Linked DNA regions of Mus musculus: region 1 is linked to region 2. The links are chromatin loops, found by intact Hi-C in ENCODE. Cell type or tissue: heart. All regions are shown on one strand. Each heading gives the region's core, and the rest is flanking DNA. Links, peaks and the distances in the headings are about the cores only. Region 1 overlaps Gm30438 (a long non-coding RNA gene). Region 2 holds the start of Bnip3l (BCL2/adenovirus E1B interacting protein 3-like).

Region 1 (6,580 bases), core at 545-5,544, 180 kb after region 2:
TGCAGCAGACCCCGTTTTAAATGCCTCACAAGGGTTTAGTTCACAACTTCTTTGTCACCTTTGACCTCTTTCCTAAATGAGACTTTTAAATGCATGAACAGTAATAGAATTACGGAAGGAAGCCATACAGAAGAGGCGGTTTAAGCATGAGTCACACTGGTCACATATTTACTTTGTTATCAGCACGTTAAATTACCAGATGTCATAGCCCGTGTAGTGCACACTATATTTAAAGTAATGGTTGCGCGCCTACCAGTTAGGACATCTGCAGCAGCTGTAAGTGCTTCTGAAGCATCATCAGAGGACTGCTAAGACTGTTGGGGTTGAACTACTTCTATTTCTGCCTAGATACATAAAGGAAGATGCTGTGGTCGAGCAGGGCATGCAGAGATGAAGATACCACTTCAAGTTCACATAGTTCCTTTTCGTTACTAACGGCTTGCTCCTAAGCTCCCCACTCTCTATTCCTTCCCTCACAGAAACCCCTCTCACACGCAGACATTGGGCACAAAACAGACAAGAAAGAGGTTGGGAGGATGGAAGAGAGAGGAGTTGCCTGGATTGCTTTATGTCAACTTATAGAAGCTTAAGGTATCTGAGAGGAAGGAACCTCGATTGAGAAAATGCCTCCATACAATCAGGCTGTGCCCAAGACTGGAAGACATTTTCATAATTAGAGTTTCATAGGGGAGGGCCTGGACCCTTGTGGGTGGTGCCACCTCTCAGCTGGAGCTCCTGAGTGCTAGAAAAAAGCAAGCTGAGCAAGCCATGAGGAGCAAGCCAGCAAGCAGCACTCCTCCATGACCTCTGCATCAGCTCCTGCCCCCAGGTTCCTGCCCTGTTTGATTTTCTACTCTGACTTCCTTCCATGAACAGTGCAGGAGAAGTGCAAGCCAGGTAAACTCTTTCCTCCCCACATTGTTTTTGGTTGTGGTGTTTGATCGCAGCAATGATAACCCTAACTAGGACAAGAACAATCTGTTGTTCTTGTCCTCACCGGTTTTGGGTTTCATGCAAACAGTAACATTCCATGTACCTGACAGTGGATGGTGGCTGTTTTTAGACTCCCACATCCAGACTCATGGTGTCTGCCCAGACACAGCAGCACCGCTGGGCACTGTCCTCTTGGCTGCCACAAAAAGGTATCAAAGGTTTGGCGGTTTAAAATAGCTGAAGTGTGGGGCTGTGGAGATGGCTCAGTGGATAAAGCGATTGCCTATAACCTCATCACTGGTGGGAGGCAGAGACAGAGAATCCCCGGAGCAAGCTGAGTGGCCAGACTAGCTGAAGCACTGAGCTCCAGGGTCAGTTGCAGTATGTGGACCTGGGTTTGGATGCTAGCACACATATGGCAATTCACAACCTTCTAATTCCAGTTCCAGGGATCCGACACCCTTTTCTGGCCTGTGCAGGCACTGCATGCATGTCAACCACATGCAGGCAGGCAAAGCACTCATACCCAGGACCAGCTAGCTGTCTTACCTTCCTGCTGCTGTGCCTTCCCCACCGTGCTTGACACATCCCGGCTCCCCCGCCCCCCTTTAAACTGTGAACCAAATTAGGTTGCCTTTGTAAGGGATTTGCTGAGAGTGGTTCTGCTGCATTCCAGGCAGGTGACTTGAGCCTCCTATTTCCTTATCTGTAAAATGGGCATAACAAGGGCACCTGCCTGGCCAGGTGTGGCCTGGATCGAGTGAGATGCTGTAAAAGCGTGTGTGGGTGGATGGGTGGTGGTGAAGATGATGTTGATGATGTTGGTGGTGTAGTTGCCCTGGTTATTAGTCCAGAGGACTCACCATTGCATTGATTACAGTACAGAAAGGGCTCAGCTTGCAAGGACTAACCAGACTTGGCTCTTGCAGGCCAGAATCTAGTATATGGCACGGAGATGCCTGGCAGCTGCCAGGAGTCCAGAAAGTAGAGTTCTGCAACTGCTGGGAGGGATGGTTGAACGGTTCACCAAACAACACTGGCATCAGGTAGCCTTTTGCCCCCACCTCCAAAGAGGTAGAAAAGGTGACAATAGAGGTTTTCCATTCCGTTTTTTGTGCCTGCGATGTGCGCACAGAGCCTCAGGAGGTAAACAATCCACCTCCACCAGCTTATCTACCAACTACGTTTTTTTCCAACAGTGCCAGCTTTAGAATCACAACTGCAACCAGGACCCTCTAGCATCCTGTGGAAGTCACTACCTCCCAAGCCCTTAAACCTTTGAAATGGCTTGTTTAAACGCGTCGACATCCTTCGGGTGCCTGCCTCCAGGAAGGAGGGAGAAGGCTGTGCAGTGATTGGCTAGGAAGTGGGCGGAGCCACTGCGTGACTGCTTGTGTTCCACCTCCTGTAGAAGTCCTGGCTGTCCGCAGGGAGGAGGAGGGGACTAGGGCAGCTCCACTGGGCGTGTTGCCTAGGGACACTTAGAAGATTGCAAGAGATTTTAATTTCTTGCTTAAGAGTCAGGGTCAGAGTCCCGTCTTATCTTAGTGGTTTCTGTCTGAACCTTCCAATGCCATCGCCCTACCTGTAATAGGTCGATAAAGTTAAATGGGAAAAAAAAAGAATTAGCTAATTATTTAATAAATGAAGCTGTTGCTTGCAGGTCACAGTCGACGATCCTGCTGTGTCATCCGTGGAGGGCTGAGTCAGCCCTGCCTCAAACCTGAACCCAGTGGACCGGGATCTGTACGAGGCTCTCTAGCTCCACCGTCTGGCAGGGGAGCGCAATGAGCTTTGCGACCGTGAAACCGAGACACTGTTAAGGATAAAAACAGGACTAAACCTCACCGAGTAGTTCATGTGTCCCTTTCCCTTTAACTCTCTATCCTCCAGCTAGATCCGTTTACCGGAGATCTGGGTTTCTGCTGATTGCTTTACAGAGCCCTCTGCCCCCGTGCTCCCCCAGGACTTCAGGCACGCCCTTGGCCAGAACCCAGGCGCCGCCTAGGCTCTCTCTTCACTTCCTGCCTCCTAACTCTCAAGAGGGGCGGAGCTGCTTTCTAGAAGGCAATTTGAACCTGGGCTTTTTTTTTTTTTTTTTTTTTTTTTTTTTTTTTGGTCATCACAATAAAGGGGAGCCTTACTGGCATTTAGTGGCGCTGACCCGCCATGCTGGACATCTAGTAGGATAGTTCATATTGTCTTAGGAGGTTTTTCAGATATCCTGCTGGACATTTGTGTAGGTGAATGCCATGCATTAACTCTCAGAGCTAGGACCAGGTCTATTCCATTTATAAACATAAAGGACTTTCTGTAAGACCCTCCTTTCTCTCTCCCACCGTCCTTTACTTCATTTCTTGCTACCATTCCCACCCCGTTCTTATTTTCTGCGACAGACTCTTGCTTTGTATAGTCCAGAGCTAGGACCAGCTCCATTTTATTTACAAACAAGTTTTTTGAAGGTCCTTCCTTCCTTCCTTCCTTCCTTCCTTCCTTCCTTCCTCCCTCCCTCCCTCCCTCCCTCCCCCTCTCTCCCTTCCTCTTTCCCTCCCTCCCTTCCTCTTTCCCTCCCTCCCTTCCTCTTTCCCTCCCTCCTTTCTTTCCTTCTTTCCTTCCTTCCCTTATTCTTTCTATGGAGCCCATGCTGACCTGAAACATGTAATCCTCCTGCCTCCGTTTCTTCCCAAGAACTGGAACTGCACTTATCACCGTAGCCAGATGAAGCTTTTATTACAACAAAATCTATACAATATTCCAGGCACCGTTTTAGCCATTTCTAAGTGAACAACATCAGTGGCTGACTTGTATTCAGAATGCTATGAAACCATCGTTTCTGTCAATCTCCAAATCTTTTCCATGACTCCAAACAGAGACAGGGTAGTCAGTAATCAGGAACTCCCATCCTGCCTCCTCTAGCCAGGGCTTCCTCTGATCTACTTTCAGTCTCCGTGAGCTTGTGGGTTCTCAGTACCTCAGGTGAGTGGATGCGGGCAGTGTTTGGCCTTTGTTTTGTTGACAGCTTAAAGGAAAGTTGCCACCACTGCAGATATAGCTCCATGCCTGCTGTTTGAATCATAGTAAAATACAAATGTATCAGTCTGCGCTTATAGCTGTCTCAAGCCACATGGCTGCTTGCATCTGAAACAGGATGTTTTATAACATAACTGTCCGAATATTCACATATCCGAATATGTATTATTTTGTATGTTCTTATTTACATTTTTATACTAAAACTTGTATGTGGGTAGCATACTGATTTAACTTTAGTAAAAGTACATTACAAAACATTTATTACAGAAAGAGACACAGGGTGTGGTGGGGCTAAAATTTCCAAACAACCAGTCCTGAGATCTGGGGTATATCTCTGGAAATGGCATGCTATTAACTTCCTACGACTACTACCTGTCTCTGGAAACCTGCATGGTTAGTCCTCATTCCTCAAGCAGTAAATCTCCAAACTATCTCTTCTGTTGACTTTTGGTCACTCTCTGCTTTCTGTGGCCTGGGAAGTACAGTCAGTCAGGGGCCTTTATTTCTGTGTTGTCAGTGTTGGGCACTGTCCTTACTACTACCATTCCTGGCTCACAATAGGCACAGGCATTATAAAGAATTGACAGGGAGACTTTATTTTTTAATATTTATTTTTCTTTTAAAAGATGTGTGTGTGTGTGTGTGTGTGTGTGTGTGTGTGTGTGTGTGTGTGTGTGAGAGAGAGAGAGAGAGAGAGAGAGAGAGAGAGAGAGAGAGAGAGAGAGAGAGAGAAAGAGAGAGTCCCTGCAACTGGAATTAAGGCAGTTGTGAGCTGTTGTGTGAATGCTGAAAACCGAACTTGGGTCCTCTGCAAGAGCAGCATGTGCTCTTAACCACTGTGCTATCTCTCCAGCCTGAGAAAAGATCCCTTCTAGGCCCACAATTAAAGCCAGCAAGTCAAATAATGTGTGTATACATGCACACCCGTACACACACACACACACACACACACACACACACACACACACACTCATGACTTGAAATAGTTTTCTGCTCTTCACCTGCTGAGCACTGTCTCCTCATGAGGACTGCAGGCTCATCCATGCAGAGCTCCAGATGAACTCAGGGCTTGGCAAACGCTTAGCATATGCTCTGTGTCGAACTGAACTCCCAGACTTTAAAGCTGGGTTTTCAGCATCCAATAAAACAACAGACCCCAGCGCAAGGCCCCTGCATTTCACACGTGGGAACCGGAACCACACTACGCTTGCTTCCCACTGAAATTTATCTGGTTGGGAACACTTGAATATTGATTTTTTTTTTCTGCACAAAAAGGCAGGAAGTGTTACATATATTGTTTCCTAGCCAGCCACCTCTTTATTATTCCTGTTTCCTTGGCCTCAGAGTCTTTCTTCAGAGTGCATGATGCCACGCCTCTTTAAATGAACTCCAATTTGCCAGGTGGTGATGACACACACCCTTAATCCCAGCACTCAGGAGGCAGAGGATGGTGAATCTCCGAGTTCAAGGCCAGCCTGGTCTACAGAGCAAGTTCCAGTAGCCAGGGCCACACAGAGAAATTCTCTCTTGAAAAGCAAACCAACGAACAAACAAAGCTCCTATCTGGTTGCTAAAGATCAAGCACTATTTCTTGACTTTACAGTGGTGCGATGAGCTTTCCATGCGACCATTTATTTATTTTTTCCTATTCCTATAGAATGTTCCATAGGTTCTGTGAAATCCTTTGTTAGATACAGGGCTTTGTGTGAAAGGGCCTGGCTTGCCTGAAGGCCAATGCAAGCTGAGAACGGATGGCAGTAGACTACATTTTGGATCTAGACTCTTTCTGAAAGATGCTGTGTTGAGGTTTGGTTCCTAACCTGTAGCATTATTGGTAGGTAGTGAACTGATTAGTAGGTAGGGCCTAATGGAAGGAGGTTAGGTCACTGAAATCATGCCCTCGACGAGTGTATTGGAACCCAAGCTCTTCCTGTGTCTTTGTTTCCTAGCTGTGATGAGATGAGCAGTTCCCTGGCATGTTCTTATCATGATGTACTGTGCTACCACAGGCCCAAAGCAAGAGAACCAAGCAGCACAGACCCAAACCTCTGAAACCATGAGTCAAAGCAAACCTCTTCTTTGTAAATGTTGGTTATCCATTTTTCCCTTCCTTCTTTCTTCCCTCCTTCCCTTACTTTCTCCCTTCTGTTAGGCAGTTGCTATGGAGTTCTTGCCGTACAGCTATTACGTTAGGCCAAGATGAGGTGTTTTGTGGTGTGGTGGTTTAAATGAAAATGCCCCACCCCCAATCCCCAGTTCATATATTTGAAGGCTCAGTCTGCAGTTGATGGGACAGTTTGAGAAGGACTAGGAGGTGTGGCCTTGTTGGAGGAAGTGTGCCATTGGGGGCAGGATTGAAGGTCATGCCATTCCCAGTTAGACCTAGCTCTCTCTCTCTCTCTCTCGTTCTCTCTCTCTCTCTCTGCCTTGTAGTTGTTGCCACAAAACCTAAGCTCTCAACTACGGCTACAACACTATGCCTGACTGTCTGAAGCTGTGCTTCATGGTCTCCACCATGATGATCACTGACTCGCTGTCTGAAGCTGTAAGCCCCTAATAAACGTCGTTCTACAAGTTTCCTTGGCCATGATGTCTCTTCACAGCAACAAATAACCAG
Region 2 (6,580 bases), core at 1,117-6,116:
TGCCTGTCTGTTTCAGGTCCTAGATGCTGGGATCTCAGATAAGCTCAAAACAGTCCCTGGCACTCTTCTGTGCCAGAAGAGTGGACACTACACATTAGTGACTGACAAAGGCATCATATGTGCCCTAGCCTGAACCTTTCCCCAGGGCAGATAGCAAGAAAAGGCTGTAATTCCAATTACACCAGAGTTATGATACCACTCTGATCTTCCTTATGCCATTCCTGCAGTCTCCTATGTGTCTTACCTTGAGAAACTTGATAGTTTTGTTAATTATAAAAGTAACTACTGGAAACATCCTTTTGGGTATTTGTCTTCCAACAGTTCCTATAGTGGTAACAGAATCAGAGAAAGGTTTCACTGTCTGAAATATATCAATAATTTGGGCTGGAGAGATGGCTCAGCTGTTAAGAGCATGCACTGCTCTTACAGAGGAACAGAGTTGCAGGGCGTGGTGGCGCACGCCTTTAATCCCAGCACTCGGGAGGCAGAGGCAGGCGAATTTCTGAGTTGGAGGACAGCCTGGTCTACAAAGTGAGTTCCAGGACAGCCAGGGCTACACAGAGAAACCCTGTCTTGAAAAACAAAACAAAAAAACAAAACCAAAGGAACAGACAGAGTTCAATTTCCAGGACCCATATCTGTTTGTATTCCAGATTCCAAGGATCTAACGTCATCTTCTGGATGCTATGGGTACCTGCACTCAAGTGGACATACCACAACATAGGTACGTGTACACACACACACACACACACACACACCCCTAAAATAGTCCTTAAGAAATTTTAATAATTTGCTATTAACACTCTGCTGTGGGGCTAGAGAAATGGCTCAACAATTAAGAGCAGTATCTGCTCTTCCAGAGGACCTGGGTTGGATTCCCAGCATGACTTGGAGGCGCACAACCATCTGTACTTCTGTTCCAGGAGATTTGATGTCCTCTTCTGGCCTCATAGGCACCAGGTATGCACATGGTGCACATACATATATGCAGGCACACCCATACACATTAAAACGGACAGACAAACCCTCTGCCATGATCCTTGAACTAAAGATAAAAATCCCAAGCCAGAGATAATCTGTATGTGTTTCAGCTGCTGTTTTCCACAGTTGTGGAACTGCGGCCAGCAAAGTGCTTAGAGTTATCAGCAATTAGGATGGTTTTAGATGTCTGAGTAAGTTGTTTTGCTCATCCAAAAAAAAAAAAAAAAAAAATCACTTGGAAGAATCAATAAAGTTTGTTTTGTTCAATCCAGGGTTGTGTACTAAACTTTAAAAAGCAAACAAAGGCCAGGCAGTGGTGGCACACCCCTTTAATCCTAGCACTTGGGAGGCAGAGGCAGGCAGATCTCTCTGCCTCTGCCTCTGCCTCCCAAGTGCTGAGGTCAGCTTGGTCTACAGAGTGAGTTCCAGGACCGCCAGGGCTACACAGAGAAACCTTGTCTCGAAAAAAAAAACAAAACAAAACAAAACAACAACAACAACAACAAAGCAAGCAAAGTAAGAGGCAAGGACAATAATTAAACCTGGCACCATCGAGCTTTCAGTAACTTTTAAAAGTACAGCTTAATTAGCCCAAGTACAATACTTTTTATCTAGCAGATTTCCCAAAGTAACATCTGGTATCATCTATAGGCTGGAGGGTCTCCAAGAGCCATTGAGAAAACTAAGGAAGAAGCTGGCTGGTCCATGACAAACACCTCCCAGGTCTGTGAGACTTAGGAATAAACAAACATAGCTCAACCCTTTTCAGTTCTGTTGTTAATAAAGAATCCAAGAAAAATGAAAATCCCTTTGAATTTTCCAGACATCTAAGCAGTAAGAAGACGCTGAGCACAACTAACTCATAAAGGCCCAGGCGGAAGATACTCATATATAAGCATGCCAAAAACAAGGGAAGGCTCCCGAAAGCACCCATGGGCCTCAAAAAAGAGCCACAGCTTCTGGAAATAACATGAAGCATGTATTTCTTTAGTCTTTTCATTTCCAAAAATGTATGCTAAAGATGGGTAAAAATTTTAAATTCTGAATTATGTGATTATGAGTAAAATTTAAGGACACACTTGACTAGATCTTTGTAAAAGCCGGCATTTTAGAGAAGTTATCAAATATTGCTTATCAAAATATGGGGCAGGGACAGAGTCTTAAAATTCCTGAATTCTTTGTTCCTTATTTTTTGGTTTTGTTGTTTTCTGACACAAAGTTTTATTCTGGGGACCACGCTTACTACACTTCCCTAGTGCTTGAATGACAGGCAAGTGGCACCACACCTGGCTAAAATACCCAAACGCTCCTGCCACTATCCTCTAGACTCAGTAACAGCTCTTCCCTAAACCGTTCTGGCCACCCTGGAAGCCATCCCTCTTATGAAAGACACTGCCTGACCTTTAAGCATACAAATGGCTTTTAAAGAACTTCATCTGGCCCTGTGACAACTACCACCACCCACTACCTCTTTCATTAAGACATGAAATCCAAACAGAAAGGTTGGGCAAGAAGGTCCGGCGATCTCACAACAACAGCGGACACTCTGGGGACAAGATGTCTGTTTGACTGCAACTGGATCCTGACCATCAACTTTCAATTGCTAGTACCTGTGGCCTGCGTCTGTTGTGTTGTTTACTGTATTTCCTGAAGTTCACTGCAGATTTGGCTGAAATGGACGTGATCCTAGGGCATGTGCTGGGCACCCAATCCATTTAACATAAGAAACAGCACTTGAAAAGTTACTAGTATGGTGGCTGCCGCCTGTCACCCAAGAACTTGGGAAAGTGGAAAGTAGGAGGGATCAGGTCACTCAGCAACACAACGAGTGAGGCCAGCCTGGGCTACATGAGAAGCTCTCTCAAAAAAAAAAAAAAAGAAAGAAAAAGAAAAGAAAAAGCAGTAAAATATGAATTCAAGGTTAACAGCAACAAAAAACTCACTTGAGAAACTTGGGAATTTTCAGACTAAAAAAAAAAAAAAAGATAAATGTCAGGGGCGGAGCAAGCACCCTGCACGAAACTCCGATGACCCCCTGGACCGGCGTGTGGTAGGAGGCGAGCTCCGCAAGCACACCTGCGCGGCCGCACGTCCACCCGCCACGCCCGACCGGTCGCGTCCATCCCCCGGTGTCCCCGCCGCACGTCCCATGCTCCCCCTCCGCTGGCCAGCCTCCGCTTGCCACCCCGAGTTGCGTGCGCCTCCGGCTCCCGACGCCCACCGCGACCCTAAACCTCGGCGCCCAAGGCGCAGGCCGCGAGCCAGCGCCGAGCGCCTGCTCCTAACCGGAGCGCGCCGCTGTCAGTCATACGCACAATCTCGGTCCCAACCAATGAGCTGTCGTCTGCTCCCGCCCACTCCCCCACCACCACCACCAACCCCCCCCCCCCGCCCGCACGGCGGCGGCCGAGCGGCTCCTCCTCCCCCATCCCTCCGCTGAGCCCGGCGGCCCCGTGCTCACTGTTGAGGCCAGCGGGCGGCGGCAGGGGCTGCTCCCCTTCCTCGCAGTTGTTGTTGTTGTTGTGCAAGGGCGGCGGCGGCTCGACTAAGTGAGACATGGTCTGGAGACTGGAAGCGGCACGGCCGCAGGACGACAGTATCCGGCTCTCGAGCAGCAACACAACAAGTCGAGTTCCCCCGCCCCCTTTTCTGCGTCTGCGCAGTCCCTCCCTTCGTGACGTCAGGGCCCTCCCGGACCATGTGATGACAACACAGGCAGCTGGACGGCGGGGTCGGAGCCCAGGATAGGGGGCGTGACCAGGCCGGGCTGGGCGGGGCATTCGCGAGCTGCTCGGGACGTGCGGGTGCGGAAGTCGAGCTGATACGGGCGCCAGGAAAGAATTCCTGCGAGTCAGTCGCAATAGCCGGAAGGGCTGAGCTAGGAAGTTGGCATTGGATTGAGATTAGGGAGGAGTGTGCAGCCCGGAAGCGCGCGGGGCCTGAATGGAACCCCTCCCACGCCTGCAGTATCCACTTAAGAACTCACCCGTGGCTTTAAAGAAGCAGAAAACCCCAGTTCCTCCCCTTAGTGAAACATCCATTTGTGCCTCCCACAGAATACCGTGGGAGGTACCTTGGAGCTAATCACCTTGTTGGAATTTATAACATTTTAATTGCAAAGGTAACATGTAATCACGGTTTAAAAAAAAAATCAATGGCTGGGCGTGGCGCACACTTGTTATTTCAGCTCTTTCTAAGACTGAGGCAGGAGGATTTCGAGTTCCCTGCAGCCTACGCTATCGAGCGACCCATTGCCTTCAAAAACAAATTAAAAGGGAAAAGAAAATACAGATTTACCCAAACCCTGGTTGTTATCTATCTCTGTAAATGCCCTACCTCCTGTACGCTGGTTGCTGACTCTGTTAATGTTCCTAAATACTCCTACGTCGTATCTTTGTCAAGTTTCCTTGACCCGATTTTTGTATAATGTTTTTCTCAATATTGTACTTGCCTTTTAACTTTGCTTTAATTGCAGTTGTTGAATTTTCATGTAATTGTCTTTTTTAAAAATATGGTCTGAGATACCCAAACACGGAAATACTAAATCTAGGACCAGCCAGTGAGATGGTTCTGCCGGTAAAGGCGCTTGCTGAGTAAACCTGCAGACTGAGTTCATTGCCCGGAGCTCCCGGTAGATGGGAAGAAAGCTAACAAAGTTGCCTTCTGACCTCCACCAATGCACCGTGGCATATGCCCTCCCCCTCTAAATCATAAATACAGGCACACACAATAAGTCTTTGTCACTTTGAATTGACATCCAAAAACATGATCTGGAGGGATAGCTTGGGGGGTTAAGCACACTGGCTGCTCTTGCAAAGGACTCAGGTTTGGTTCAAAACACCCACATGACAGCTCGTTCACAGGGCACTCAATGCTGTCTTCCGGCATCTGAGGGCATGAGAAACCCGCATGGTACACAGACATACGTGCAGGCAAACATCCACATGCATTTATAAAACCCCAATTCTCTGGTGAGATGACTCCGGTTAAAGGCTGGGCTGCAGCCCAGAGTTATATACTGAGTTCAATCTCTGGGGCTCACATAGTACAAGGAGAGAACCTACCCCACAAACTGTCCTTGGACCTCCACATGTACACAGTGCCATACACACATAAATAGTGATAAAAATCATCTCTTAGGCCTCCCACATACAGTGTTATATTTATAAAGGCATAATGCAGGTATAAAAACATTCCTCTGGGTCTTCTCATTTTATGTCTAAGTACTTCATGTACCTGAGACTGACTTAACATATAGTGCAAAGTAGGCAAAATAGACCACTCATCTTATTCTCTGACCTCCACAGGCATGCCTCCTCTCAAATACGTAAATAGAAAATTAAAGCAAAAAGACAGATTTTTCAAAAGATCCAACTAGGAATGAAAAGAAACACGCCTCATATTGAGAATGTACTCTTTGGAGCATACTCTGTAAGAATCTTATATCCAGACTAGAAACACTGGGAGCAGGCAAACAAACTGGGTCACATTGTTCTGTTTCTTTCAGACTCTGTATGAACCTTTTATTTGCGTGTATGTGTGTGCATGGGTGGATGCATGTGTACAATCTCCATGACTTGCACCCCCCAAGGCAAGAAGATTGACTGGATTCCTCTGGAACTGGGATCACAGATGGCTATGATACACCATGTAGGTGCCACAGGAGATCCTGAGCCATGGCTCTGGCCCCACCCGAACCTTTTTGATAGTGTGGCTTGCAGTCTAGGCTGGCCTGGGACCCTGCATTGCTTGAGCATGACTTTGGATTCCTCACCCTTTCCTTGTTTCGAGGCTGTTGTGATTACAGGTGTGCACCACCACACCCAACCTAGGTCACCATTTCCTTTCTTTCTTAAATGGATAAAAGTGAAAAGCCAGTTTTTGTTCAATTAGAGATGTGAAAACATGGCTGATAGCCGGGCGGTGGTGGCACCCACCTTTAATCCCAGCACTCAGGAGGCAGAGGCAGGCGGACTTCTGAGTTTGAGGCCAGCTTGGTCTACAAAGTGAGTTCCAGAACAGCTAGGGCTAGAGAAACCCTGTCTCAAATAAACAAACAAACAAACAAAAATACCACCCCCCCCCCAAAAAAAAGAAAGAAGATGGTTGATATAATCATGATTCAAGGTTTTGTTATTTTGGAAATAATTTTTAAAAAATATTTATTTATTATTATACATAAGTACACTGTAGCTGTCTTCAGACACCAGAGGAGGGCATCAGATCTCATTACGGGTGATTGTGAGCCAACATGTGGTTGCTGAGATTTGAACTCAGGACCTTTGGAAGAGCAGCCAGTGCTCTTACCCACTGAGCCATCTGGTCAGCCCTTGGAACGCATTTTTGTCATCATGTCCCAGATCTGTAATGTCCCTATCCCATAAGGTACTAATTCTGGCTGTAGGGCTGTACACTAATAGTTTTTACACTGAGACTGGGATGATTATTAATTTCTACTTGCAAAATAAAAACAAAAATCAAAACCAGGAACTGGCTATGGAAAATCCACACAAGTGTGGCTATGTAGACAAGAAAATCCTCTTTATAGATAATACTTGAAAGTCACCCACCAGCACACACTTGGAAGACAGAGAAGCAA

Evidence for each region. A loop is a pair of places that touch in the nucleus more often than their neighbours do. Peaks named below come from ENCODE experiments on the same cell type or tissue, not always from the same donor. Only the 100,000 strongest peaks of a DNase experiment are listed, where the experiment ranks them.
Region 1: it touches region 2 in a loop (9-fold over the local background); 3 of 42 quality-filtered maps call a loop at or near these places.

The regions. Positions count from the first base shown.
Region 1 is chr14:67,186,202-67,192,781 of GRCm38, forward strand. Gm30438 (a long non-coding RNA gene) reads left to right here. Exons shown (of 8, transcript XR_874742.2): 8 at 2,597-3,011. Among named protein-coding and RNA genes, the nearest start is that of Gm30806, 12 kb to the right of the region's middle. In heart, for the core only: a CTCF peak has its summit at 2,722 (motif pointing left); DNase peaks (open chromatin) are centred at 1,650, 2,330, 2,680 and 2,900; H3K4me3 peaks cover 1,296 bases; H3K27ac peaks cover 967 bases.
Region 2 is chr14:67,005,246-67,011,825 of GRCm38, forward strand. It overlaps Bnip3l (BCL2/adenovirus E1B interacting protein 3-like), which reads right to left and starts at 3,632. Exons shown (of 6, transcript NM_009761.3): 1 at 3,443-3,632. The coding sequence starts at 3,539. In heart, for the core only: no CTCF peak of the experiment used is centred there; DNase peaks (open chromatin) are centred at 2,496, 3,336 and 3,696; H3K4me3 peaks cover 2,513 bases; H3K27ac peaks cover 2,345 bases.